Linked DNA regions of Homo sapiens: all the other regions are linked to region 1. A link is an interaction called in ENCODE POLR2A ChIA-PET data of the cell type or tissue named here. Cell type or tissue: MCF 10A. All regions are shown on one strand. Links, peaks and the distances in the headings refer to the core of each region. The heading gives the core; the rest is flanking DNA.

What was found. Peaks named below come from ENCODE experiments on the same cell type or tissue, not always from the same donor. Only the 100,000 strongest peaks of a DNase experiment are listed, where the experiment ranks them.
Region 2: POLR2A ChIA-PET joins it to region 1 with 5 read pairs; 4 of 35 experiments call an interaction of 5 or more read pairs at or near these places.
Region 3: POLR2A ChIA-PET joins it to region 1 with 6 read pairs; 3 of 35 experiments call an interaction of 5 or more read pairs at or near these places.
Region 4: POLR2A ChIA-PET joins it to region 1 with 5 read pairs; 2 of 35 experiments call an interaction of 5 or more read pairs at or near these places.

Annotation. Positions count from the first base shown.
Region 1 is chr6:7,502,028-7,509,787 of GRCh38, forward strand. It overlaps the pseudogene RPS26P29. Among named protein-coding and RNA genes, the nearest start is that of DSP, 36 kb to the right of the region's middle. RefSeq lists an enhancer at 3,003-4,202. In MCF 10A, for the core only: no CTCF peak of the experiment used is centred there; a DNase peak (open chromatin) is centred at 3,464.
Region 2 is chr6:7,581,388-7,589,013 of GRCh38, forward strand. DSP (desmoplakin) reads left to right here. Exons shown (of 24, transcript NM_004415.4): 23 at 1-182; 24 at 1,255-5,327. The coding sequence ends at 4,491. Among named protein-coding and RNA genes, the nearest start is that of SNRNP48, 5.0 kb to the right of the region's middle. In MCF 10A, for the core only: no CTCF peak of the experiment used is centred there; no DNase peak of the experiment used is centred there.
Region 3 is chr6:7,410,952-7,418,711 of GRCh38, forward strand. It overlaps RIOK1 (RIO kinase 1), which reads left to right. Exons shown (of 17, transcript NM_031480.3): 14 at 381-500; 15 at 1,938-1,991; 16 at 3,287-3,439; 17 at 6,380-7,086. The coding sequence ends at 6,490. Among named protein-coding and RNA genes, the nearest start is that of RIOK1, 25 kb to the left of the region's middle. RefSeq lists an enhancer at 1,942-2,712. In MCF 10A, for the core only: no CTCF peak of the experiment used is centred there; a DNase peak (open chromatin) is centred at 3,990.
Region 4 is chr6:7,565,701-7,571,163 of GRCh38, forward strand. It overlaps DSP (desmoplakin), which reads left to right. Exons shown (of 24, transcript NM_004415.4): 8 at 677-781; 9 at 1,654-1,749; 10 at 2,081-2,206; 11 at 2,737-2,889; 12 at 3,486-3,640; 13 at 4,737-4,863. Among named protein-coding and RNA genes, the nearest start is that of SNRNP48, 22 kb to the right of the region's middle. In MCF 10A, for the core only: no CTCF peak of the experiment used is centred there; no DNase peak of the experiment used is centred there.

The DNA.
Region 1 (7,760 bases), core at 1,681-5,680:
TGGGTGACGGAGTGAGACTCCGACTCAAAAAGACAAAACAAAACAGCTGGGCACAGTTGCTCACACCTGTAATCCTAGCACTTTGAGAGGCCGAGGCGGGCGGATCACCTGAAGTCAGGAGTTCAAGACCAACCTGACCAACATGGAGAAACCCCGTTTCTACTAAAAATAGAAAATTAGCCAGGCGTGGTGGCGCATGCCTGTAATCCCAGCTACTCAGGAGGCTGAGTCAGGAGAATCACTTGAACCCCGGAGGCGGAGGTTGCGGTGAGCCGAGATCATGCCACTGCACTCCAGCCTGGGCAAAAAGAGTGAAACTCCATCCCAAGAACAAAACAAAACAAACAACAAAAAAACAAAAACCAGGACCTTAACTATTTAGCAAGCTGCTGCTGCTTTAGTATTTTGGCCAAGAGTAGATACAACCCTTTCCCTCTTTTTCCCCTCTTACTGTTAGATGCTGGAACTTTCAAAGACTTTTCTAAGTATTGCCAACAGAGAGCAAAAGAATACAGTAAACATCAGATCTGCAGGCTATACAGTTCTCATTGCCAGCACAGCCATGGTACTCTATGGGGCTCGTGGGTTTCCCTCCAAAAGGGAGCAGAGTTCCTCACACCCCAGCCCGAAGTTGGTATGGCCCCTTGGAGTTCTTGGCTGGGCTCCCTGCTTCAGGGGGTGGCTTCCACTCGCTGGCCTCTTTCTGCTCCCATCACATAGGGGCCCCTGCTCTGACAACTGGCATTTGCATCTGGGCAAGACGGCAGCCTGTCCAGGCCTGGCCTCCCTCTTCCTTTGCCCAGCATGAATGACCCCTTGTCCTGGTCAGGGACACCAGGAATCCTGTCACTCTTCCCAGGAGACAGTGACTACAAGCAGGGCCAAGAGCCCAGTGATAGGCTAAAGAGCTACCAGCACTGCAGTGTGTAACGGACCGAGTCATGCGGTGCAGCTGGGGCATGCGGGAAAGGAGGCAGTGCTCTCCCTTGGAGCCAGGTGTAGCAAACACTGCCGCGGTGGAGGAGGCTGGGACTGAGATGAGCCTCTAGGAAAGGACGAGAAGGACGCTGGTGGCTTTCGGCAGAGCTCACTCATCGTAGGGCAGGTTGGACCAGACAAACTGCAGACGGTTATAGCGTGAGTGTGGAGGCTGTGGCGTGGATAGCCCCACTGGAGAGATCTGGCCCATTCCTCCCTTCTCCTGCATCCCATGCAACCTGGCCACTCCAGCTCCTGTTCAGGTCTCACTAGTCCAGGTGATTCAACCACATGGAAGCAGAGGCCCCATCATTCCCCGCAGGCTCGCTGCCCTCTGTGGGGTGGGGCTGTCCCTTTACCTTTCCGAGAGTCAGCTCTTGTGGCTGCACCCTCTGACTTAGGTTTGGGGTGTATCCTGGCAATTTAAAGAATCACCCAGTGTTGCAACCATAGAATTGTGGCATTTTAGGGCTGAAACGGATTTCACATATACAATGTCATAGAACTTCAGAATTTAAATAACATGTGGTATTGATCCTATCTGGTATTGTCCTGGAACTGGTTCATACTGGCTCCCCAGAGCCACCCTAAGAAGGTGGAATGCACCCTCTAACTAGAGTTTCCATCTCTTCCATCCATCCTTTCCTTGCCTTGCCTGTCTTACATTTTAATTTTTTTTTTTCTTTTGGTGACAGTCTCGCTCTGTTGTCCAGGCTGGAGTGCTATGGCTCAATCGGGGCTCCAGTGATCCTTCTGCCTCAGCCTCCCCAGTAGCTGAGACTACAGGCTTGAGCCACCATACCTGGCTAGCCTTCAAGTTTTTTGTAGAGATGGGGTCTTACTATGGTGCCCAGGCTGGCCCTCAAACTCCTGGCCTTAAGTGATTCTCCTGCCTTGGCCTCCCAAAGTGCTGGGATTCCAGGCGTGAGCCACCATGCATGCTGCTCTAATTTATAAGTGTCCATGCTTTCCTGACTTTTATCCTCCTGTAAAAGTCCTAACCAGAACTTTGAGCTCAGCTGTGCAAGTACAGAAAAATCACACTGTGGGGGAAAATGCGAGCATCAAAGTTAATTTGCTTTCGTGTTGAATTCACATTTATCACAAAGACAATAGAGCGAGTCCAATAACCCATTCTAAATGACGTATTTCCAGTCTAGTTTGTTTCTTCTTACTTGTGGTCACGCTGTTGACCCCAGCCTACAGGGCATGCCACTTTTCCCCTCAAGGGCAAAGAAGCCTCTAATTGTTGAGGATATTACAAATACACGATTGTGTCTGCATCTCCCTGTTGCATTCCACCTAAGTATAGTAAGAACATTGCCCCATATTCAGCTTAAACTATGAGAGGGAATTTCAGGAGGGGTTTAATAGCAGTCAGTCTCTTTCCCCTGAGAACCTATTTTCAGAGGAATTATTTGTCCCTCACTCCCTATTAATAGTGCAATAACATCCTCCTGCTTCTGTTTTTTGACAGGATTCTAGGCTGGTGTGACCAGACTATGCTTTCAGCATCCACTCATTGAAATAGAATGCAAAAGGCCAGGCGCAGTGGTTCATGTCTAGGACTTTGGGAGGCTGAGGCAGGTGGATCACTTGAGGTCAGGAGTTCAAGACCAGCCTGGCCAACATGGTGAAACCTTGTCTTTACTAAAAATACAAAAATTAGCTGGGTGTGGTGGCGGGTGCCTGTAATCCCAGCTACATGGGAAGTTGAGGCAGGAGAGTCGCTTGAACCCAGGAGGCAGTGGTTGCAGTGAGCTGAGATTGCACCACTGCACTCCAGCCTGGGTAACAGAGTGAGACTCTGTATCAAAAAAAAAAAAAAAGAACGCAAAAGATTTGGATTCTAAATTCTGCTGCTAATTAATAGCATGACCCTGGGTAAGTCATTTCCTGTCTCTAGGCTGAGGTTTTCTCATCTATAAATGAAGGATTTGGACAAGGTCAATGATGGGCTAGTACATTTTTTAACAATCAGCTCTTAGTGAAGTGGGAGGGGAGATAAGCCTGATTTGTAGTGTTTGTCAGTTTCTGTGGTGTAAATAATCCCACTAAAGGCCCATTTCAAACTACCAATTTGAAGTAAACCGGCTTGAAAATATCCTGAAAATGAAGCCATTGGCTCTGGTGAGCCAGTTATTTAAATTCTGAAGTTCTATGACATTGTATATGTGAAATCCGTTTCAGCCCTAAAATGCCACAGTTCTATGATTGCAACACTGGGTGATTCTTTAAATTGCCAGGATACACCCCAAACCTAATTAACAGCATTCGCTTGCTGCCTCCGTGCACTGGCATCCTAATGAAAGCTGGCTTTGGTCCAGATTCGGAGCCAGATGCCGTGGAAGCAGAAGCTGCTCTGACGCTGTCGTGGCTGTGAGTTGGGGAACTCGGGCCTTGAAACTCACTCAATCAAGAGCTGCTCCTGCCTTCCCTTCTTTTGGTCAGGTGGGGATGATTCATTCCTGTGTTATTTCAGCCACTGTTTCCCAGGGTGCCTGGAAGCAGAGAAGGCCTGAGAGCTTGAAGCAGACAGAGGAAAAACAGGGAGAAGGAGGAGAAAGGGACCCGCCTTGGGTAGGGCCCCTGCTGAGTCGTGGGCAGGTGTGAGTCATTCCTCTCTGCTTCAGCAGCCACACCTTTTGTCAAGTTCTGAATGCCAGGTGGAGAATCTGCCTAGACCAAGCGCCCTTGATCAAGTCAGAACAGGTTTCCTGAAAGATCATTCCCATTAAAATTAATGGAATCAGAATAGGCTGATCTTTTCTGTAATGTGACGTGTTTCTTTTCAACATGTTTCCTAAATGCTTAGAGAGACCCCCTAAAAGTATAGAAGAGGGAGAAAAGAGGAAGAAGTGTGCTTTCACATCCCCAGGGCTCGGGACTAGAGAGAGAAGGTAGTTTTATATTATCCATTCCTGCCTTCCCAACCAACCACCTTACCAGCTTACCAAAGAACTGACCAGCAAGGACAGTGAAGAGTGTAATGAGCATGAATCCTCATGAGCTGCCATATTATGATCAAGATCTTTCCATTGAGTGTGTGTGTTGCTATTGAATTAAGAAGAAAAGGTCTAGAAGGGAAAGACTTGGCATATAACTAATTTCAAAGTCTTAGGGACACACTTTACAGCCATAAGGTTGGCAACTATTGAAAACAGAAACAACTCCTCTCTCTGGTCCGTGTCTTCAAGATGATGAAGAAAAGAAGGAACAATAATTGTGCCAAAAAGAGCCGCGGCCACGTATAGCCTATTCGCTGCACAAACTGTGCCCTATGTGTGCCCAAGGACAAACCCATTAAGAAATTCGTCTCTCGAAACATAGTGGAGACCGCAGCAGTCAGGGACATTTCTGAAGCGAGCGTCTTCGATGTCTATGTGCTTCCCGAGCTGTATGTAAAGCTACGTTACTGTGTGAGTTGTGCAATTCACAGCAAAGTAGTCAGGAATCGATCTCATGAAGCCCGCAAGGACCGAACACCCCCACCCCGTTTAGACCTGCGGGTGCTGCCCCACAACTGCCAGCAAAGTCCATGTAAAGAGCTGAGTCCTTAAAGACTGAAGACGAACTATTCTCTGGAAAAAAATTAAATGGAAATTGTACTTAAAAAAAAAAAAGAAAACAGAAACAAACAAAATAATAATGGTGGGTGAGGGTGTGGAGAAATTAGAACCCTTGTGCATTGTTGGTGGAATGTGAAATGGTGTAGCCGGTGTGGAAAACAGTATGGGAGTCCCTCAAAAAAACTACACAGACGATTACCATATGATCCAGCAATCTCACCACTGGGGTTACATCCAGGAGAACTGAAAACAGAGTCTTGGCTAGGCACAGTGGCTCACGCTTATAATTCCAGCACTTTGGGAGGCCGAGGCAGGCGGATCACTTGAGGTCATGAGTTCAAGACCAGCCTGGCCAACACGGTGAAACCCTGTCTCTACTAAAAAATACAAAAATTAGCTAGGCGGCCAGGCGAAGTGGCTCATGCCTGTAATCCCAGCACTTTGGGAGGCCGAGGTGAGTGAATCATTTGAGGTCAGGAGTTTGAGACTAGCCTGGCCAACATGGTGAAATCCCGTCTCTACTAAAAATACAAAATTAGCTGGATATGGTGGCACATGCCTGAAATCCCAGCTACTAGGGAGGCTGAGGCAGAAGAATTGCTTGAACCCGGGAGGCTGAGGTTGCGGTGAGCCCAGATCGTGCCATTGCACTCCAGCCTGGGCAACAAGAGTGAAACTCTGTCTCAAAAATAAATTAGCCAGCCGTGGTGGCACGTGCCTGTAATCCCAGCTACTCGGGAGGCTGAGGGAGGACAATCACTTGAACCCAGGCATGGGAGGTTGCAGTGAGCTGAGATCGCGCCACTGCACTCCAGCCTGGGCGACAGAGCAAGACTCTGTCTCGAAAAACAAAAAAGAAAAGAAAAGAAAACAGGATCTTGAAGGTATATTTGTACACCAGTGTTCATGGAAATATTATTTGTGATAGCCAAAAGGCAGAAGCAACTGAGTAACCCATGATGATGGATGAATGGACAAACACAATGTGGCCTGTCCATACAATGGAATATTATTCAGCCTTAAATAGGAAGGAAATTCTGGCACATGCAACAACAAGGATGAACCTCGAGGACATTACGCTTAGTAAAAATAAGCCAGACACAGAAAAACAAATACTGGATGATTCCATTTATTTGAGATACCTAGAGGAGTCAGATTCATAGAGAGAGAAAGTAGAATGTGGGTTACCAAAGGCTAGAGTGGGGGAGGGGAATGGGAGTTATTGTTTAACAGGTACAGAGCTTCAGTTTGGAAAGATGAAAATGTTCTGGAGATGGACGGTGGTGACGGCTGCACAATGTGTGAATGTGCTTAATGTCAGTGAACTGTACACTTAAAAACGGTTAAGATTTCTGTGAATGTGTCTTTTACCACAATTTGGAAAATATTCTACACATATACATAAGAACGACAATAACCAAAAACGTTGGAGACAAACTCCCTGGAAAAAAAAAAACTCTCTTTTTTTTTTTTTTTTTTTTGAGACAAGGTCTCACTCTGTCACCCAGGCTGTTGTGCACTGGCACGATCATGGCTCACTGTAGCCTCAACCTCCTGGCTCAAGGGATCCTCCCACCTCAGCCTCCCAAGTAGCTAGGAGTACAGGCACATGCCACCGCACCCAGCTAATTTTAAAAAATTTTTTAATAGAGACAGAGTTTCATTATGTTGCCCAGGCTGGTCTCAAACTCCAGGCCTCGAGCAATTCTCCTGCCTCAGTCTCTGAAAGCGCTGGAATTACAGGCACCAGCCACTGCGCTGGGCCTTCAATCTCTATTTTGTGTCTTTATAAGAAATACGAGCTCAGGCCGGGCTCGTGTGGTTATAGATAGATGTGATTATAGAAGTGGTGGCTCACATCTATAACCGCAGCACTTTGGAAGGCCAAGGCAGGTGGATTGCTTGAGGCCAGGAGTTCAAGACCAGCCTTGGCCAACATGGTGAAAACCCCTCTCTACTAAAAATACAAAAATTAGTTGGGTGTGGTGGTACATGCCTGTGATCCCAGCTACTCGGGAGGCTGAGACACAAGAATTGTTTGAACCTGGGAAGCAGAGGTTGCGGTGAGCCAAGATCGTGCCATTGCACTCCAGCCTGAGCAATAGAGCGAGACTCTGTCTCACAAAAAAAAAAAAAAAAAAAGGAAAAAGAAAGAGAAAGAGAAAGAAAGAAACAAAGAAAAAAGAAAAAGAAAAAAAAGAAATATAAGCTCAGAAAAGTAACTTGATCAATATGAGTCTGTTTGGTTATCTGTAAAATGGAGATGATAATGACATGTACTTCTTAAACCTGCTGTAAGGTTAAAATGAGACAGTCAAGTAAAGCCCTTGGTACAGTTTTGGCACACAGTATGTGCTCAATAAGTGTTAGTGGCTGGGTGCGGTGGCTTACACCTATAATCCCAGTACTTTGGGAGGCTGAGGAGGGAGGATCACTTGAGCCCAGGAGTTCAAAACCAGCCTGGCAAATATAGCAAGATCTCATCTCTTAAAAAAAAAAAAGTGTTAGCCATTACTATTATTGAATCATCGGACATCATGGTTGAAAGTCAACTAGAAGCTCTCCATGGGCAGTCTTATCTAATTTATCTTTTTAAACTGGATCCAAAAAATGGAAACAATTTTCTGCCACATATTCACATCCATCAATACATGCATCATTGAGACCTACATATAAGTGGAGCAAAAACAAGCTACTATCTCTAGTCAGCATTCTTAACCTGTCTTCGTCGCTTATTCTGTATATCAGAGTCCTGCCTTTGTCCTCAGACAAACTGCACTTGGAGCACAGGTGTTTTATGTTTATCAACACCATCAAAGATGAGACATTTGTTTTCTACAAGGAACTACCAGAATAATGTCAGCGGTGCTATGGTGTCCACATAAACTTAAGAGGAAGGCCCGCAGGAGCAAGCCAGCTCTGCAGATAAGGCAGTGGTGATGGTAGAGTATGCCTGCATCCCCCAGGGTCCCACCCTGGGATACATGGATCCTCCAAAGCCATTTCCGTGCTCCCGGCTGCAGCATTCAGCATGTCACCTTCAGGATATTTCCTGGGGAGTTCATCCAATGAGGGCACAAAAGGCAAGGACAGGGAGAAAAACAGAGAAACAATACTGGGAACACCTAATACGTGGCCTTGAAATCTTTGAAACAATAGTTAAGGATGCAATATGGCAAAATGTGAATGTGTGGGGTTGCAATGCCAGTGAAT
Region 2 (7,626 bases), core at 1-4,000, 78 kb after region 1:
ACCTGAGGAGAGGACGAAGCGAAGCGGACAGTGATAAAAATGCAACCATCTTGGAACTAAGGAGCCAGCTGCAGATCAGCAACAACCGGACCCTGGAACTGCAGGGGCTGATTAATGATTTACAGAGAGAGAGGGAAAATTTGAGACAGGAAATTGAGAAATTCCAAAAGCAGGCTTTAGAGGTATTCACAAATACTTGATCACAGCTTCACTGTTTCTCAAATTATTCATCACATTATTATCTCATCTGAACTGTGCTCTTTCTGCTTAAATAGATGCTTATAGAAAATCTAATTTTTCTTTTTATTGCTCTACTACTTCCTGTCATAATCCAGGTAACTGCTTTAAAATAATTTCAATGCTGTGTGCCCTGCTGTTCTTTAATTGCATCAAATGCTGATCTCTGGGTAGCCTGTGTTTGGCCCTGCTTTTAAGAACACTAATACATGTATAACTTCCTCCGAATGTTCCATTCTACTTCTTAGAAGTTAGCTCTTATTTAGTGAGCTATGACATACATTTGTAATGAAAATTTTCTTAAATAGAAGCCATACTAAAGTGTTTCCCTATGCAATTTTTAAAACACTTTTTCTTTTGCCTGCTTAGATGATTTTTTTGCATGGATTATTTAGTGTTCGCTTTTGATCATGGCCCTAGTGTGTTTCCTTTTGTTTGACTTTCCTTCTCCTAACCCTTAATTTAAAAATAACTTATTTAACTTCTACAGACAATATTTGTGTGTGGCTGGGTTGGTGTGTGTGTGTGTGTGTGTGTGTGTGTATATCTATATATTATATATATAATTATATAATTACATAATATATATTTATCTATAATATATATTTTATATAATATATATCTTCATATATTTGTATTGCTTCATTAAGTATGTTCATCTAGCTGTAACAGGTGAGATGTAGGTGTAGCAGGTATGATAACCTGAAACAAAACTCCCCACATTTTTTCAAAGCATAATTATTGTTAAGAGTAAGACAGGTCTGCAACTTACAGTTCCTTCTATAGAAAAAAATAGTAAGTATGAAGCCATTTATTGAAGTGGCAACATATACAGAATTTTTCCCACAAATTTGTAAAATAACAAGCTCACAGTGTATCCAGGGACAATATAGAAAGAAAAAATAAGCAAGGCTTTTTTTTTTAAAGATAGATACACAAAAGAAAGTTAAGTCGTGATAGTAATATGATATGATTCAAAACATTATTTTTTCCCATTTCTTTCTTCTTCAATTCCAGGCATCTAATAGGATTCAGGAATCAAAGAATCAGTGTACTCAGGTGGTACAGGAAAGAGAGAGCCTTCTGGTGAAAATCAAAGTCCTGGAGCAAGACAAGGCAAGGCTGCAGAGGCTGGAGGATGAGCTGAATCGTGCAAAATCAACTCTAGAGGCAGAAACCAGGGTGAAACAGCGCCTGGAGTGTGAGAAACAGCAAATTCAGAATGACCTGAATCAGTGGAAGACTCAATATTCCCGCAAGGAGGAGGCTATTAGGAAGATAGAATCGGAAAGAGAAAAGAGTGAGAGAGAGAAGAACAGTCTTAGGAGTGAGATCGAAAGACTCCAAGCAGAGATCAAGAGAATTGAAGAGAGGTGCAGGCGTAAGCTGGAGGATTCTACCAGGGAGACACAGTCACAGTTAGAAACAGAACGCTCCCGATATCAGAGGGAGATTGATAAACTCAGACAGCGCCCATATGGGTCCCATCGAGAGACCCAGACTGAGTGTGAGTGGACCGTTGACACCTCCAAGCTGGTGTTTGATGGGCTGAGGAAGAAGGTGACAGCAATGCAGCTCTATGAGTGTCAGCTGATCGACAAAACAACCTTGGACAAACTATTGAAGGGGAAGAAGTCAGTGGAAGAAGTTGCTTCTGAAATCCAGCCATTCCTTCGGGGTGCAGGATCTATCGCTGGAGCATCTGCTTCTCCTAAGGAAAAATACTCTTTGGTAGAGGCCAAGAGAAAGAAATTAATCAGCCCAGAATCCACAGTCATGCTTCTGGAGGCCCAGGCAGCTACAGGTGGTATAATTGATCCCCATCGGAATGAGAAGCTGACTGTCGACAGTGCCATAGCTCGGGACCTCATTGACTTCGATGACCGTCAGCAGATATATGCAGCAGAAAAAGCTATCACTGGTTTTGATGATCCATTTTCAGGCAAGACAGTATCTGTTTCAGAAGCCATCAAGAAAAATTTGATTGATAGAGAAACCGGAATGCGCCTGCTGGAAGCCCAGATTGCTTCAGGGGGTGTAGTAGACCCTGTGAACAGTGTCTTTTTGCCAAAAGATGTCGCCTTGGCCCGGGGGCTGATTGATAGAGATTTGTATCGATCCCTGAATGATCCCCGAGATAGTCAGAAAAACTTTGTGGATCCAGTCACCAAAAAGAAGGTCAGTTACGTGCAGCTGAAGGAACGGTGCAGAATCGAACCACATACTGGTCTGCTCTTGCTTTCAGTACAGAAGAGAAGCATGTCCTTCCAAGGAATCAGACAACCTGTGACCGTCACTGAGCTAGTAGATTCTGGTATATTGAGACCGTCCACTGTCAATGAACTGGAATCTGGTCAGATTTCTTATGACGAGGTTGGTGAGAGAATTAAGGACTTCCTCCAGGGTTCAAGCTGCATAGCAGGCATATACAATGAGACCACAAAACAGAAGCTTGGCATTTATGAGGCCATGAAAATTGGCTTAGTCCGACCTGGTACTGCTCTGGAGTTGCTGGAAGCCCAAGCAGCTACTGGCTTTATAGTGGATCCTGTTAGCAACTTGAGGTTACCAGTGGAGGAAGCCTACAAGAGAGGTCTGGTGGGCATTGAGTTCAAAGAGAAGCTCCTGTCTGCAGAACGAGCTGTCACTGGGTATAATGATCCTGAAACAGGAAACATCATCTCTTTGTTCCAAGCCATGAATAAGGAACTCATCGAAAAGGGCCACGGTATTCGCTTATTAGAAGCACAGATCGCAACCGGGGGGATCATTGACCCAAAGGAGAGCCATCGTTTACCAGTTGACATAGCATATAAGAGGGGCTATTTCAATGAGGAACTCAGTGAGATTCTCTCAGATCCAAGTGATGATACCAAAGGATTTTTTGACCCCAACACTGAAGAAAATCTTACCTATCTGCAACTAAAAGAAAGATGCATTAAGGATGAGGAAACAGGGCTCTGTCTTCTGCCTCTGAAAGAAAAGAAGAAACAGGTGCAGACATCACAAAAGAATACCCTCAGGAAGCGTAGAGTGGTCATAGTTGACCCAGAAACCAATAAAGAAATGTCTGTTCAGGAGGCCTACAAGAAGGGCCTAATTGATTATGAAACCTTCAAAGAACTGTGTGAGCAGGAATGTGAATGGGAAGAAATAACCATCACGGGATCAGATGGCTCCACCAGGGTGGTCCTGGTAGATAGAAAGACAGGCAGTCAGTATGATATTCAAGATGCTATTGACAAGGGCCTTGTTGACAGGAAGTTCTTTGATCAGTACCGATCCGGCAGCCTCAGCCTCACTCAATTTGCTGACATGATCTCCTTGAAAAATGGTGTCGGCACCAGCAGCAGCATGGGCAGTGGTGTCAGCGATGATGTTTTTAGCAGCTCCCGACATGAATCAGTAAGTAAGATTTCCACCATATCCAGCGTCAGGAATTTAACCATAAGGAGCAGCTCTTTTTCAGACACCCTGGAAGAATCGAGCCCCATTGCAGCCATCTTTGACACAGAAAACCTGGAGAAAATCTCCATTACAGAAGGTATAGAGCGGGGCATCGTTGACAGCATCACGGGTCAGAGGCTTCTGGAGGCTCAGGCCTGCACAGGTGGCATCATCCACCCAACCACGGGCCAGAAGCTGTCACTTCAGGACGCAGTCTCCCAGGGTGTGATTGACCAAGACATGGCCACCAGGCTGAAGCCTGCTCAGAAAGCCTTCATAGGCTTCGAGGGTGTGAAGGGAAAGAAGAAGATGTCAGCAGCAGAGGCAGTGAAAGAAAAATGGCTCCCGTATGAGGCTGGCCAGCGCTTCCTGGAGTTCCAGTACCTCACGGGAGGTCTTGTTGACCCGGAAGTGCATGGGAGGATAAGCACCGAAGAAGCCATCCGGAAGGGGTTCATAGATGGCCGCGCCGCACAGAGGCTGCAAGACACCAGCAGCTATGCCAAAATCCTGACCTGCCCCAAAACCAAATTAAAAATATCCTATAAGGATGCCATAAATCGCTCCATGGTAGAAGATATCACTGGGCTGCGCCTTCTGGAAGCCGCCTCCGTGTCGTCCAAGGGCTTACCCAGCCCTTACAACATGTCTTCGGCTCCGGGGTCCCGCTCCGGCTCCCGCTCGGGATCTCGCTCCGGATCTCGCTCCGGGTCCCGCAGTGGGTCCCGGAGAGGAAGCTTTGACGCCACAGGGAATTCTTCCTACTCTTATTCCTACTCATTTAGCAGTAGTTCTATTGGGCACTAGTAGTCAGTTGGGAGTGGTTGCTATACCTTGACTTCATTTATATGAATTTCCACTTTATTAAATAATAGAAAAGAAAATCCCGGTGCTTGCAGTAGAGTGATAGGACATTCTATGCTTACAGAAAATATAGCCATGATTGAAATCAAATAGTAAAGGCTGTTCTGGCTTTTTATCTTCTTAGCTCATCTTAAATAAGCAGTACACTTGGATGCAGTGCGTCTGAAGTGCTAATCAGTTGTAACAATAGCACAAATCGAACTTAGGATTTGTTTCTTCTCTTCTGTGTTTCGATTTTTGATCAATTCTTTAATTTTGGAAGCCTATAATACAGTTTTCTATTCTTGGAGATAAAAATTAAATGGATCACTGATATTTTAGTCATTCTGCTTCTCATCTAAATATTTCCATATTCTGTATTAGGAGAAAATTACCCTCCCAGCACCAGCCCCCCTCTCAAACCCCCAACCCAAAACCAAGCATTTTGGAATGAGTCTCCTTTAGTTTCAGAGTGTGGATTGTATAACCCATATACTCTTCGATGTACTTGTTTGGTTTGGTATTAATTTGACTGTGCATGACAGCGGCAATCTTTTCTTTGGTCAAAGTTTTCTGTTTATTTTGCTTGTCATATTCGATGTACTTTAAGGTGTCTTTATGAAGTTTGCTATTCTGGCAATAAACTTTTAGACTTTTGAAGTGTTTGTGTTTTAATTTAATATGTTTATAAGCATGTATAAACATTTAGCATATTTTTATCATAGGTCTAAAAATATTTGTTTACTAAATACCTGTGAAGAAATACCATTAAAAAACTATTTGGTTCTGAATTCTTACTAGAAGGTGGTCTTTTGAAGTTAGTCCTTTCGGTACTTCTCAGATGCCTGTCATGTACCCGATGGAGTCCTTGGAAAGAAGGCCTGTGTAAAGAGGCCAGCCTGGAGGTCAATAACCTGTTCTAGTTTATTCTGGACATTGAGTACCAAGTAGCATTGGCAAAAGTCATCATCATAGCATTGAAAAAACATGAAGTTGCTAAGATGCTTTTTGGGTATCCTCAAAATAGATAGTGTTTCACTTTGTCCCGTAAGAGGAAAGAATTGTCCTGGAACCCATGAAAATGATTTCTGAAGAGTTCTTGGCTCTCTGTTGAAGGACAAGGAAGTATAAGCCTATTCCTTTGGATCAAAGAGAAACTACTGAAATTCACACATTTGTCATTAGATTAACATGACTTCACTGAATACCCACCATGTCTAGTATTGGGTTAGGTACTATGAAGACTGAGTAGAATTTACAAGCCCCCGACAACAAAGCATTGGCAATATGGGTGGGGACAGAAACAGATAAAGCAATCAGTGGGACAACTTTCAAATGTCAGCAGTATATATTAATACAAATTTTATAGTACAGATAGAAAATAGGAAAACATGCTAATTGTATAGAACAAAAATCAAGATTAGATTAATTATTGGGGGCTTTTGGTACTTAGGGTGAAAGTCACCTCCATTCTCATTGCATGGGCTATTTTTCCTCCACAGCACTCTTTTCTTCCTTATTTCACCTCTTCTTCCTTACTCCCTCTCCTAATTTGGAGGAGTTGAAATTAATTTTATGCATTAAATACTGAGTTCGCGTGCCATGCATTGTGCCAGAAGCCATGGAGTCTGTGCTAGAAATACATGGTGAAAAAGAGCCCTCATAATCCAAAAGGAAGAAGAAAATGTGGTAAATGCTGTATTGGGAAAAATGAAGGAAATTCCTTATGCTAGAGCTGGGAGACTATATTAGTCACCTCACCCTGCCATAACAAGATGCCACAGACTGTGAGCGGCTTAAACGGAAGTGTATTTTCTCACAGTTCTGGAAGCTAAAAGTACAAGCTCAAGATGCAGGCAGGGCTGGTTTCTAGTGAAACCTGGCTCATGGGTGGCTATCAGTCTTATCTGATTAGAGTACCCACCCCTCCTTTATGACCTCATTTAACTTTAATTACCTCTTAGGGCTCTATCTCCTTATACAGTCACATTGTGGGTTGGTACTTCAACATAGGCATTTTTGAGGGACTCAATCCAATCCATAACAGAGGCCTAGCCTAGAACAGGAGTCTGGAGACCACTCCAGGAAAGTGATATCAAAACAGATCAGCAGCATCAGTGTAGAGCAGTTCCTCGGGCTGAAACAGTAACTAGAGAGTACAGTCAATTGACAAATCTTTCCTACTCCCTCCAGGCTTGTGCCAATGTTGTCATGAAGCTCTGAGATGACATGGGGCTGTATCCTGAAGAGAGGATATGTTTGACGTGGGCTAAGTTTTAATTTGGTTCACATATACAAACAGGGAAATATACACTAGAACTTTTTATCAGGAGTCATGTCACATCAGAAATAGTCTCACATTTTTCCAGACCAACCAGCTAACTATGGAAATGCAAATAAAAAGTAAGGATACCGGGCTGGGCGCGGTGGCTCACGTCTGTAATCCCAGCACTTTGGGAGGCTGAGGCGAGCAGATCACAAGGTCAGGAGTTCGAGACCAGCCTGGCCAATATGGTGAAACCCCATCTCTATTAAAAATAGAAAAATTAGCAGGGTGTGGTGGCATGTGCCTGTAGTCCCAGCTACTCGGGAGGCTGTGGCAGAAGAATTGCTTGAACCCGGGAGATGGAGGTTGCAGTGAGCTGAGATTGCGCCACTGCACTCCAGCCTGGGTGGCAGAGCCAGACTCCGTCTCAAAAAAAAAAAAAAAAAGATACTGTAGGCAGAGTATGAATACATTAACTTCATACTCCTCTCTTACCAGCTTCTAGCCACTTCTGTATTTTATGGTGCTGCCTATTTATAGTCTTATGACTATTTTTTTAAGTGAGAACCGTGCTATTTGCCTTTAGAAATAATTGTTCACCAAAAAATTCCCCCACAGTTCCTTCACATGGGTAAACAAAGTGCAAAAGGAAACCAAGGTTTGACACTTGGGCTTGAAAAAATTTTAAAAAGTAATATAAAATGGGTTAGATTCTAGGAGTTGAAACCATTTGGGGAAACTACAAGGGCTAATTCCAGGTGTTGGGTAGGAAATGTACAAAGTTAAGCTTGTGTTATCAAAGCAAGAAAGCATTCAAGGACTAATAGGGATAC
Region 3 (7,760 bases), core at 1,939-5,938, 91 kb before region 1:
TGGGTATGTTTCGTAAGGCATAGCCAGGCAGCGCTTGCCAACTGTAATTCCGCCCCTTTCCCTCCTGCTCAGAAAAGCTTTTTGGAACAAAAATGAAGGAGAAGTGTTATTCTAAGGATAATCTTGAATCAGCTCTAATGTTTTTTTTCCCTTCCTTAAAATAAATCATATGCAAAATTTAGTGTTCTATCATTAGTAGTGTTACTTTTGGGACACCACATCACAGATGGGATACCAGTGTGTGCAGACAGCTTAGCCAAGCATCAGTGTTAGGGATGAATGAATATATAGATTCCCCTGTAACCTGATGGAGGAGTATGCTGTGTGAATGTGAGAAGTGTATGAATAACAGTTTTGATTTTGCTTTTCCTCTCTGTTAGGTGTTTAAGCGAGCATATATTCCTAGAACCTTGAATGAAGTGAAAAATTATGAGAGGGATATGGACATAATTATGAAATTGAAGGAAGAGGACATGGCCATGAATGCCCAACAAGATAATGTAAGTAGCTTGGTTTGTATATAGCAAGCAGCTCTTCAAAAGTAGTAGGGGACTGTCCCAAACCTATCTGGGCCTTTTAAGTTCCCCTAATCTTGAATATTGGCTTCTGAGCTAGTGAAATGACTAACTCTATCTGTGTTAACTTGTGTGCACATTGAACGCAAAGGGAATTATTTGGAATTTATGAGAGGAGGTAACACATTTGAATGAATCCAACAAGCTGTAATTGTAGAAACAAGATTCAGATAGAAGTCTAGGCTATTAATGGTTATTATATTAGGTCCATTAACATATATTTCTTTAACATACATCATTCAGGAACAATTTCTTTTTGGTGAAGGGTCAGATAGTAAATATTTTAGGCTTTGCAAGCCAAGAAACAAAATTGAGGTGATTACGTAGGTCCTTATGTAACAAGAGAGAAAAAAATTCACCCTCAATTTTTATTCGTGAAATTAGAAATACTTTAATAATAGTTGAATACACTTTTGTGTAATACAAGTATACTAAAGAAGAGTGGAATTATTTGATGTGGGGCAGATAATATTTCACTTAATTGGGGCTCAAAGTTTGTGTTTGCTATCTTCAAATTGATTGCAAATGTTTATCTGTAAAAACTACCAGGTAGGCTGGGCGCAGTGGCTCACACCTGTAATCCCAGCCCTTTGGGAGGCTAAGGTGGGCGGATCACTTGAGGTCAGGAGTTCGAGACCAACCTGGCCAACATGGTGAAACCCTGTCTCTACTAAAAATACAAAAATTAGCCAGGCATGGTGGCGTGCTCCTGTAATCCAAGCTACTGGGGAGGCTGAGGCACGAGAATCACTTGAACCCGGGAGGCGGAGGCTGCGGTGAGCTGAGATTGCGCCATTGGACTTTAGCCTAGGCTACAGAGCGGAACTCTGTCTCAAAAAAAAAAAAGGCCCAGTACGGAGGCTCACACCTGTAATCTCAGCACTTTGGGAGGCCGAGGTGGGTGGATCACCTGAAGTCAGGAGTTCGAGACCAGCCTGGCCAACATGGTGAAACCTCGTCTCTACTAAAAATATAAAAATTAGCTGGGCATCGTGGCAGCTGTAATCCCTGCTACTCAGGAGGCTGAGGCAGGAGAATCTCCTGAACCCCAGGTGGTGGAGGTTGCAGTGAGCCAAGATCGCGCCACTGCACTCCAGCCTAGGCCACAAAGCAAGACTCCGTCTCAAAAAAAAAAAAAAACAACTACCAGGTGGCTGGTTGGATTTGGCCAGTAGATCTGGTAGACAGAAATAATATCAATATTATAAACTTCCTGTGTTACAGTGAGATTAATTTTAGATACCTTTTTATAATCATAGGAGACATTATTTAACCCACATTGTTCTTAATAGTGCAATATGCATATTTCATTGTCTAGTTTTATGTTGATCCTTATTTTTTTTTTTTCATTTTGGTTATAAGATTCTATACCAGACTGTTACAGGATTGAAGAAAGATTTGTCAGGAGTTCAGAAGGTATGAAGAACATGTGTTACTGTTTGTTTATGTGAAAACAGTTTTAAAGGATATAAACTCTAGTCATACTGTTTTTTATTATTATTTAATATTATTAGAACTAAATGTTATTTTATATTGTTAAAATGTTATAATTGCTTTCAAAGTCTGTGGACATCTTCAGAAATGCCATTTTTGTGTTCTTTCTAAACACAGCACTGAAATTTGGAAATTAATTTATTTTTCTTTCTGTCTCTGAATTGTTCAGTGATTGCAGGTGAGGTATTTATCTTTTTGTATCCTGGTCGTCATTTGTGGAGCTCTTAATGATAGCCATTGTGCTTCTTGATGGTTTTACAACCAGCTTAGGAGAACTTTGGAATGTAGTCTCCTACCAGGGTATTACTTGTTAAAGAACAATCTCATGAGTTCAGCAAGTCCTGCTGTGCTGGATTCCTGTGATGTTCTTTTTTCTTAAAACAATCTTGTTTTGTTTTACATTTTAGAAGGGCAGGGATTAAGTAATTCTAACTTAGGCAGTCATAAAAGCAGTCTTTATTTTTTTAAATCTTCCTAATTGAAGACTTAAATAAAGGATCACAGTTTGCTTTCTTAAAATCATGTCTTTTCTGTGGAAAGAATTGAATTAGGGGAATTCTGGTATTTTGCATTTCTGAGTTATAATAACAGGTGTCATAAGGAAGTTATGCTTTGGATTCCAGAGCATGAAGATTTTATTGCAGCAAGCTAGAAAATCTTGTTGTACAATTGACTTCTAAAGATCTGTTTTTTTCTTATAAAAGGGAAACCTCACTCTTAAAAACTGCTAGGAAGCGCTGTATTAGACAACTGCTGAATTTCAGGAAGTAATGAAAATTTCTCTTCTTCACATATTGTTTTCCCTCCCAATTGGATTAGTTTATTGCTAGAAATGTGGTTCACAGGAAAACAGCTGTGAAGTTATCCATATAAATCTTCATTTTCTACCTCTATGTATATTTTGCCTCTTTCCCAATCCCAACTAAATGCTCCTGATTAGCTGAAAGAAGGAGAACAGCTCTGTTGTTGATCTAGGTCACGCAGTAAAGCCCTGGTTCCTTCATTTGAGTATGTTCTGGAGCCTTACTTGGAGTGGCTACTTTCATGTTTCCCTCCTGATGTTCATTCTGGTGTTTTGATGTTTCAGTACAGGATGTTAGTTTTTAACATATATTTGCGAGCCTAAAATCTGAATTCTGGCATTAACACATTTAACAACAACACATAACTTGGTTTGTGTGTTGTTTAGAATAACATGGTTCTTTAATAATTTCAAGGTCCCTGCACTCCTAGAAAATCAAGTGGAGGAAAGGACTTGTTCTGATTCAGAAGATATTGGAAGCTCTGAGTGCTCTGACACAGACTCTGAAGAGCAGGGAGACCATGCCCGCCCCAAGAAACACACCACGGACCCTGACATTGATAAAAAAGTAAGCAATGAAATACCTTCCCCTTTTCTTTAGTGTGGGAGCACAGCCGCTCTTATTTCTCTTTGCTCAAGGATCTAGCTAGATTATGATGGCTGAAAACATTATTGATAAGTACCTCTAATTACAGTTTTAATACCTAAGTGTGAACTTGACTTTTGGTGGTAACATTATCTTGAGATTGGGCTGCTCATCAGAGCACCTTGGGCATTGCCTAGAGAGAGCACGCACTAAATTCAGTACATTTCACATGAAGTACAAGTGATGTTAGAGTTGACCCAGGGTAAATACTGAAGAGCCATTTCAGGGGGATTTATAGCCCAGCTTGATGTTTCTGGAATCTGAAAGACCATATAATAGTCCCCCCATCCATGCTTTCAGTTTCTACTGTTTCAGTTCCCTGCAGTCAGCCTTGGTTTGCAAATATTAAATGGAAAATTCCAGAAGTAAACAATTTATAAGTTTTAAATTGCTCACCGTCCTAAGTAGTGTGATGAAATTCATGCTGTCCTCCTCCATCCTGCCTGGAATGTGAATCATCACGTGGTCCAGCGTCTTCACACTGTCGACACTCCCCACCCGTTAGTCACTTAGTAGCCTTCTTGGCTATCAGTTCAGCTGCTGTGATGTTGTGGTGCTTGTGTGCAAGTAACCCTTACTTTGCTTAATAATGACCGTAAATTACAGGAGTAGTGATGTTGGAATTTCAGGTATGCTTTAGAGAAGCCATAAAATGCTTCCTTTAAGTGGAAAGGTGACCATTCTTGACTTAACAAGGAACTCATGCCTGTAATCCTAGCACTTTGGGAGGCCAAGGAGGGCGGATCACTCCAGACCAGTCTGGGCAATAGAGTGATACCCCGTCTCTATTAAAACATTGGTGATGAGCACCTGTAGTCCCAAATACTTGGGAGGCTAAGGCAAGAGGATCCCTTGAGTCCAGAAGTTTGAGGTTCTAGTGAGCTGATCATGCCACTGCACGCCAGCCTGGGTGACAGAGTGAGATTCTGTCTCAAAAAAATAAATAAAAGGAAAAGAATCATATGCTGAAGTTGCTGGTGAGAATCTTTTATCCGTGACATTGTGGAGAAGGAAAAAGATGTTTGTGCTGGTTTTGCTGTCTCACCCCAAACTGCAAAACTTAGGACCATAGCATGTGATAACTGCTTAGTTAAGATGGAAAAGGCATGAAATTTGTGGGTGAAAGACGTAAACAAAAACATCTTCCAGTTGATGGCACCATGTTGCACCAGAAAGCACTGAGCCTATACGAAGGTTTCAAAGGTTTCAGCAAGGGTTCCCCTGAAATGAGTGCCACCAGGCCATTTACTGTAAGGAATAGTTACACAGATTCAGGAATAGGTTTGGACTAAAAAATAGAAAAATTACCAGAGAGGCTGCATCTGCCAATGAAGAAGCTACTGTCACATGAGTATGATACTGTGGGATATTTGGAGAGAGAGACCACATTCAAATAACTTTTACTATAGTATATTGTTACCATTCTGTTATTAGTTATTATCTCTTACTGTGCCTAATTTATAAATTAAACCTCATCATAGGTACGTATGTATAGGTAGAAGCATAGTATATATAGGGTTTGGCACTATCCACAGTCTTAAGCATCCACTGGGAGTCTTGGAACATATCCCCCATGGATAAGAAGGGACTCTTGTATTTCTTTAATCCCTAGCCATAGACATAGAGACACTGCTGACTGAGTGCTATGTGACTATTATTATTCCATCTTAGTCTAATCCTTTAAACCTTATACAATGTGGGTCCCAAGACTTCTGAGGGACATACTCAGCTGCTAGCATATTTTCTCATATGTCTACTAGAAACACATATTTTGTCTCTTTCCAATGTCTATTTCTGTTAGAATATGGAACTTGTAAAGAAAAGTATTTGCAAACATTTAATAACATTCTTAGGGATATTTCTGTTTGGCTGTCTTCACATTTCTATTAAGGAAGCTCAGCTGGGCGCGGTGGCTCACGCCTGTAATCCCATCACTTTGGGAGGCCAAGGCAGGTGGATCACGAGGTCAGGAGATCGAGACCATCCTGGCTAACATGGTGAAACCCTATCTCTACTAAAAATACAAAAAATTAGCCGGGCGTGGTGGCAGGCGCCTGTAGTCCCAGCTCCTTGGGAGGCTGAGGCAGGAGAATGGCGTGAACCCAGGAGGCGGAGCTTGCAGTGAGCCGAGATCACGCCACTGCATGCCAGCCTGGGCGACAGAGACTCCGTCTCAAAAAAAAAAAAAAAAAGAGGAAGCTCAAGGCCGGTTATGGTGGCTCATGCCTGTAGTCTCAGCTACTGGGGAGGTTGAGGCAAGAGGATTGCTTGAGCCCAGGAGCTTGAGGCTGCAGTGCACAATGGTCATGCCACTGCCCTCCTGCCTGGGTGACAGAGTGAGTCCCTGTCTCTAAAAAGAAAAAACTGAAAGACAGTTTTCACCCCAAGTTCCTCCACCAACCCATAATCATTTTCTTTTCTTTTCTTTACATTACACTCACTTTTATTCTTCTATGTGTGTATTTTATTTAGTTATAATCATAATAATACTCCAGGTGGGTGCAGTGGCTCATGCCTGTAATCTCAGCATTTTGGGAGATCAAGGTGGGTGGATCACTTGAGCCCAGGAGGTCGAGACCAGCCTGTGCAATCTGGCGAAGCCCCATCTCTACCAAAAAATACCCCAAAAAAACCTAGCCAGGTGTGGTGGTGCACACCTGTTGTCCCAGCTACCCAGGAGGCTGAGGTGGGAGGATTGCTTGAGCCCAGGAGGTGGAGGCTGAAGTGAACCATGGTCACGCCACTGACTCCAGCCTGGGCGACAGAGCAAGACCCTGTCTAAAAAACAAAAAACAAAAAACAAAAACAAAAAATGCATACTCCAAATGAATGAAAGTTGGCTTTTTTGTTTGTTTTTTACAGGAAAGAAAAAAGATGGTCAAGGAAGCCCAGAGAGAGAAAAGAAAAAACAAAATTCCTAAACATGTGAAAAAAAGAAAGGAGAAGACAGCCAAGACGAAAAAAGGCAAATAGAATGAGAACCATATTATGTACAGTCATTTTCCTCAGTTCCTTTTCTCGCCTGAACTCTTAAGCTGCATCTGGAAGATGGCTTATTGGTTTTAACCAGATTGTCATCGTGGCACTGTCTGTGAAGACGGATTCAAATGTTTTCATGTAACTATGTAAAAAGCTCTAAGCTCTAGAGTCTAGATCCAGTCACTGACTCTGTCTGGTGTTGACAGAGGATTTATTTAAGCTATTATTTTAATAAAGAACTTTGTACATTTTTATTTTTATATTTTTTTCTCTTACAAATATGTTTTTGGAAGCATGATAAATGTTTAAATGTAGTCAACATCTGTAACTCTTACATGAGTGTCCAGAGGCACTCATGGGAAAATTGGTTTTGCTTTCTTTGTACACACCAGAGACCCATCTGAGGTCATCTGATTATAAGGCCATGTTTATATAAAGGGAATTTCACCCACAGTTCAGCTGGCTGTTGATTTTCACTGCAACTCTGCCTTTGTGTGTATTGGCGATCATTTGTAATGCTCTTACACTTCGTCTTTAATGTTCTTTTTGGAGTTAGGACCTCTCAGTTCATAAAGTTTTTTACAATTCAATCATTTGGCATATTCATTCATTCATCAAAAATTTGAGTATTTTAGTTGCTGGGGATACAGCAGAAAACAAACTAGACAAAAATTACTACCTTTGAGTAGTTTACATTTTGATAGGAAGATAAGACATTAACCAAAGTAAGTAAAAAGCAGTGTATCAGCAGGTGATAAATTCTATGGAGAGAAATAATGCAGAGATGAGAGGGCGCCTATAGATGAAAGAGTTTGCAGTTTAAAATAGGGTTCTTGGAAAGGCCTTACTGAGGGCTGATATTTGAGCAAATACTTGAAGAAGGTGAATTGTTTGCATAACAAGAAGGAAGAACATGCCAGGCAGAACAACCAGCAGTTGCAAAGCCCTGAGGCAGGAGTGTACGTGACATCTTCCAGAAACAGGGCTGAGACATCATCATCAAGGGAGAAAGTAGTAGATGCAATCAGATAGTGTACGGCTGTGGGAGGGTTTTGGCAGGGGAGTGATATGATCTGACTTCTGTTTTAAAAGGATTACTCTGGCCTCTGTGGAGAATTGATCAGGAAGCAAGGGTGGGAGACCAGTGGGTATGTTCATTGAAGTAAACCCAAGCAAGAGACGCTGATGGCTTGGTATAGGATGGTGGCAGACATGAGAGAAGTGGTTGCACATTCTAAGGGAAGAGATGAGATTGCGTGGAGTG
Region 4 (5,463 bases), core at 1,085-5,084, 63 kb after region 1:
CTTAGCAAACTTATGCGGGAACAGAAAACCAAATACCACATGTTCTCACTTAGGAGTGGGAACTAAATGATGAGAATACATGGATACATCGAGGGCAACAACACACACTGGGGCCTTTCGGAGGGCAGAGGGTGGAGGTGGAAGGAGGGAGAGGATCAGGCAAGATAACTAATGGGTACTAGGCTTAATCGTGGGTGATGAAATAACCTGTACAACAAATCCCTGTGATACAAGTTTACCTGTGTAACAAACCTGCACATGTATCCCTGAACTTAAAATAAAAGTTAAAAAGAAAAAGAGGGGCAATACCTTGTTTAATATCCCAGAAGACCGTAGTTTGTTTAGAGAGGATAAGAACTGGTACGTTCAGATAACCCAGGATGTGTGTGGCACTGCAGGAGGGTGGGTGGAAGCCTGGGATTAGAAAACCTCAGGATGGATGTAGCTCTTCTTTCCTCCTGTGTCATCTTGAGTAAGCCTCTGCCACATCCTCTCCTGTAGCAAACATCCTTTTCAGCCTTAAAAATGCTGTGATTCTTGAGGAAAACAGCGTGATTCTTTGGCATTGTTCATTTCCAAAATGCAGTTTTGTATTTCACTTTTAAAAAGTACTGTGGGGGTGATGGAAGTTTAATGATGACTTGCTGCAAAGGATTTCTTATTTCTTCATTCACAGATACGCATGAGTCAACTGGAAGTTAAAGAAAAAGAGCTCAATAAGCTGAAACAAGAAAGTGACCAACTTGTCCTCAATCAGCATCCAGCTTCAGACAAAATTGAGGTAGGCTTCATGAGGTTTATATTTTTGTTAGAAAAAAAAAAACTTTTCATAAAGTAAGACTAACCAAATGAGTAATTCTTATATGACTTAAAGCCGTGCCAACTTTATTTTCTATTTTGGGATCAATACCCTACACCAGGGGTTGGCAAACTCTTTTCAGGAAAGGACCAGACAATCAGTATTTTAGACTTTCAGGCCATTTGGTCTCTGTTACAATTACTTAACCCTGCTATTATAGTGCAGAAGGAGGCATAGACACTGTGTAAATGAATGAGTGTGCCTGTATTCCAATAAAACTTTATTTACAAATAGAAGTGGGCCACATGTGGCCCTTGAGCTATAGTTTGGTGACCGCTGCCCTAGACTGCCATCTTTGGGCCACGCTCAAGGCTGACATTAGCTGGTACCACTGGTATGGCCATACTGCTTGTTAAAAAACACAGAAAGTTCCATATCAGTTGGTAAGAATCACTGTCTTGAGCCCCCTAAGCCCTTTGCTTGGATGCCTCGAACCTCCCCATGATTCAGCAATCCTCCAGGAACAGGGCTCGGTGTGGCAAAGGGATGCCACTCCAGTGCTAGCCCCAGTGACAGTTCTGATTGGTCAGTATCTCTGCTATTTGGGTGATACATATTTTGACTAAGACTCCTCATGGTGTCTATTTGTGAAAGCTGATTTTAAAATTTAGTTTTGACCATACCAAGAGATATATGGTGAGAAATTCTCTTTCCAACTTTTAGAAAAATATCTGCTTGACTTAGAATGAGATAAAAACTGCTTACTAGCTTTCATGCAGGCTCACCTATCTCTTGGTGTTCATGCATCTGTACAACTGAGCTAGGCTAAGACAGCTGACATTTTCTTGTTTCAGGCCTATATGGACACTCTGCAGACGCAGTGGAGTTGGATTCTTCAGATCACCAAGTGCATTGATGTTCATCTGAAAGAAAATGCTGCCTACTTTCAGGTTTTTATATTTAGTGATAATTTTGTTGTTATTTAGGTCTTAATACCTAATCTTTTGAGTGTGTTTTATAAAGCACTGAAAATAATCTTCAAAATGTTGCATAAATCCTCTTCATTGATTTTGAGTGCAGAGTAGCATAGATTTGCAACCTTGCCATCAGTCCTACAAATAGTTTCCCGCTGCCACATACCTAAATACTTTCTGCACGAATTTTTTCCTTTAGCCACCTGTCAAAGAGATGTTTAGGGATGACAATCCTTGAAACAGAACTACTAGATGAAATTGCTCATTGAGTTGCTGTTCATTCACTGATCACTCTCATCCTTCACAGTTTTTTGAAGAGGCGCAGTCTACTGAAGCATACCTGAAGGGGCTCCAGGACTCCATCAGGAAGAAGTACCCCTGCGACAAGAACATGCCCCTGCAGCACCTGCTGGAACAGATCAAGGAGCTGGAGGTATCGTCTCAGACCCAGAACCTCAGCAGCTGTGCCTGATCAGGGAGATAAAACACATGCCTTGGATGCAGTTGGCTCTGATTAGTATTATTGTACAATGCACGCCCAGAGCCAAGCAAGCATTTTCTTCAGCTTCCAGTGGCTTTTCTCAAAATTAACTTCTTTACATGCCCAACTACTCTTGACAGTTACTTTTGCTTCAGTCTGGGCAATTGGTTGAAAATAAGAACAGAGAGAACATTACTTCACATGACAATTCCTTTGGGAACGCATACTTCAAATTTTATCAGCATAGCCCTTTCACACAAGGATGTTCTTCCCTGCCCACTTAATTCCTGCCTGCATAGCTTCTGGAGAGTGTTGTCATGAAAGGTTCTCATGTTTCCTGCCGACGAATTTGTGATTTTTTACAATTGATGCAACTGCAGTGATACTCAGTGTGTCATGTAGCTACATTAATGCAGGTTGAAAATCTCCTCTAAAACTCACAGGGTATCTATGTTTAAGTATGATTTTATTCACCATTGCAGAAAGAACGAGAGAAAATCCTTGAATACAAGCGTCAGGTGCAGAACTTGGTAAACAAGTCTAAGAAGATTGTACAGCTGAAGCCTCGTAACCCAGACTACAGAAGCAATAAACCCATTATTCTCAGAGCTCTCTGTGACTACAAACAAGATCAGGTGTGTACTCATTTAGAATGATACAAAAGTTTTCCCTGTCTTTACACACAAATTTTTGTCCATCAAGAAAGCAACATTTAATCTAGAGTTCAATAATCACCACAGTCAATGTCTTTGATCTATGAAATCAGCAGCTATGGAACAAAAGCAGCAGCTCTGTTCTGAATCATATGGTAGTTGTCAATAACAAGGACAGTAGTTATTTTTAGAACTTTTAAAAATTCGCAAGGCTTAATACTTTTCTTCTAGTATGTCAAAGTTGTCTGTGATCACTCTCATCTTTAAATTTCTGATAAAAGAAATGAGAAATGATGCTTTTATGTTGCATATAAAGTGAATGTCTCTCACTATGGGTGACACAGTGAGACCAAATAAATAAATAAAATGTAGCTCACTTCATGTATACCTTTTAGGCTCACATGTATTATTTAAAGCATCGGTATTGTTGGGTTGTATGATGATCAGCTTCATTTGAGGGGAAAAACGTAAAAGCTTTAATAATTCGCATGTGTTCATCTCTGTTTCCATCATTGAGAAAAAAAATAAAAACACATACTTATGAATAAAGCCAAACCCTGGGGTTGCTTGCCTTACAGAAAATCGTGCATAAGGGGGATGAGTGTATCCTGAAGGACAACAACGAGCGCAGCAAGTGGTACGTGACGGGCCCGGGAGGCGTTGACATGCTTGTTCCCTCTGTGGGGCTGATCATCCCTCCTCCGAACCCACTGGCCGTGGACCTCTCTTGCAAGTAAGTCATCCAAGTTCCCAAAGCCACGCATGCACGCATGAATGTGAGGGCAGAGGAAGAGGGCAGGTGTTTATACCTGAAGCTTAGACACACGATGCCTTGCCATAATAAACACCTTCTAAAAAAAGGAACCTTGTGAAGGTCACCTTCACTTTGTCTTGCAATTTTATGTTGAATAGACAGTCGTTATTGAAGAATAAAAGGGAATATCTGGCCGGGTGTGGTGGCTTATGCCTGTAATCCCAGCACTTGGGGAGACCGAGGTGGGCGGATCACCTGAGGTTAGGAGTTTGAGACCAGCCTGACCAACATGGAGAAACTCTGTCTCTACTAAAAATATAAAATTAGCCAGGTGTGGTGGTACATGCCTGTAATCCCAGCTACTCGGGAGGTTGAGGCAGGAGAATTGCTTGAACCTGGGAGGGGGAGGTTGCAGTGAGCTGAGATCGTGCCACTGCACTCCAGCCTGGGCAACGAGAGCAAAACTCCATCTCAAAAAAAAAAAAGGAATGTCTGACTGTAGTGGGGCCAGAGTGAATAATACTTGTCATGCACTTCAAAGGCATCATTTTAAGGTTCTCCTTTTCTTAGAAAATCAGTTGTTATACATGTAGCTACAAATATAAAATGCCTTTAATATCAATATTCACTCATTGTAGGAAGAACATTCGTTTAACAGGTTGTCCATGGCAGATTCCTTTAAACCATTTAGTATCGAAATCTTCAACCACACACTGAATAGGGAGAGTAGTGTAGTAAGCTGCTGTGTGCTCATGACCAAGCTTTGGGTCATTGGCATCTAATGCACCTGCCATCCTGCCTTAGACCTCTGTCAATTACAAAGTTGCCGAAAAACAAGACAACAACAAAAAGTTGTAGTATATATGTCAGCCAATAATGTAGATAATTCAGAATGTACTTTTGGGGAGTAAATGAATCCAAATCCATGAACTGTTTTCAAAGTTATACCTCTACCTGTTACTTTATCAGTGACTGTTGTAGGTTTTTGTGCAGTGGTGTGAGCGTGTCCAGGTTTCCCATTTGGGATGAAGTGTGAAAGCCTGGCTCTAGCATGTTTTCCCTTTGTGCCTCTTAGGATTGAGCAGTACTACGAAGCCATCTTGGCTCTGTGGAACCAGCTCTACATCAACATGAAGAGCCTGGTGTCCTGGCACTACTGCATGATTGACATAGAGAAGATCAGGGCCATGACAATCGCCAAGGTATGTCCTCAGGGCCACTTAGGCTGCCTGGAGGGAGGGCAGCGCTGCCCCCCGCAGTGCCTGTGTCCAACAGTTCAACCTTCTTGCTGTGTAGCAGTGCTTTTGTGTCTCGTCAAGCAAGTCAGCTCAGCCCTCCTTAGAGGTTCTGGTCTGTCCAATAGAGAACAGGAGGGATTAGCATATGGCTGATTATGAGAGAAAGAAGCAATACTAATTCAGGTGGCCTGACAAGCAAGCCAGAAGTGCCTGTGGAAAAGTCATGCACTCCTGTAAGATTCTGGACCCTATGCTCCTTTGATGTAATGGAAAGTTAGGTCATAAAGGATTAACTGGGTATCACAAAAGTAAAAGGTGGGATAGAATTCTTGGAAGAGCACCCAAAGCATTACTTACTCTAAATCAGTTGTTTTCAGATCATGGTCTGAAGAATCCTAGCAGGAGAGGGAGATCCTTTAGGAGTGACAGGGATGGAAGTGAGGAGAGGGGCACAGAAAGTACCTTTTGGGGTCCCCCGAGCCCTTTTTCTCTTTGTAGTTGGAGCAGCTTTGCTGGGCTCTGCTTTACATTTAGGGCTTCTGAATAATATTTCGTTGAAGAAAA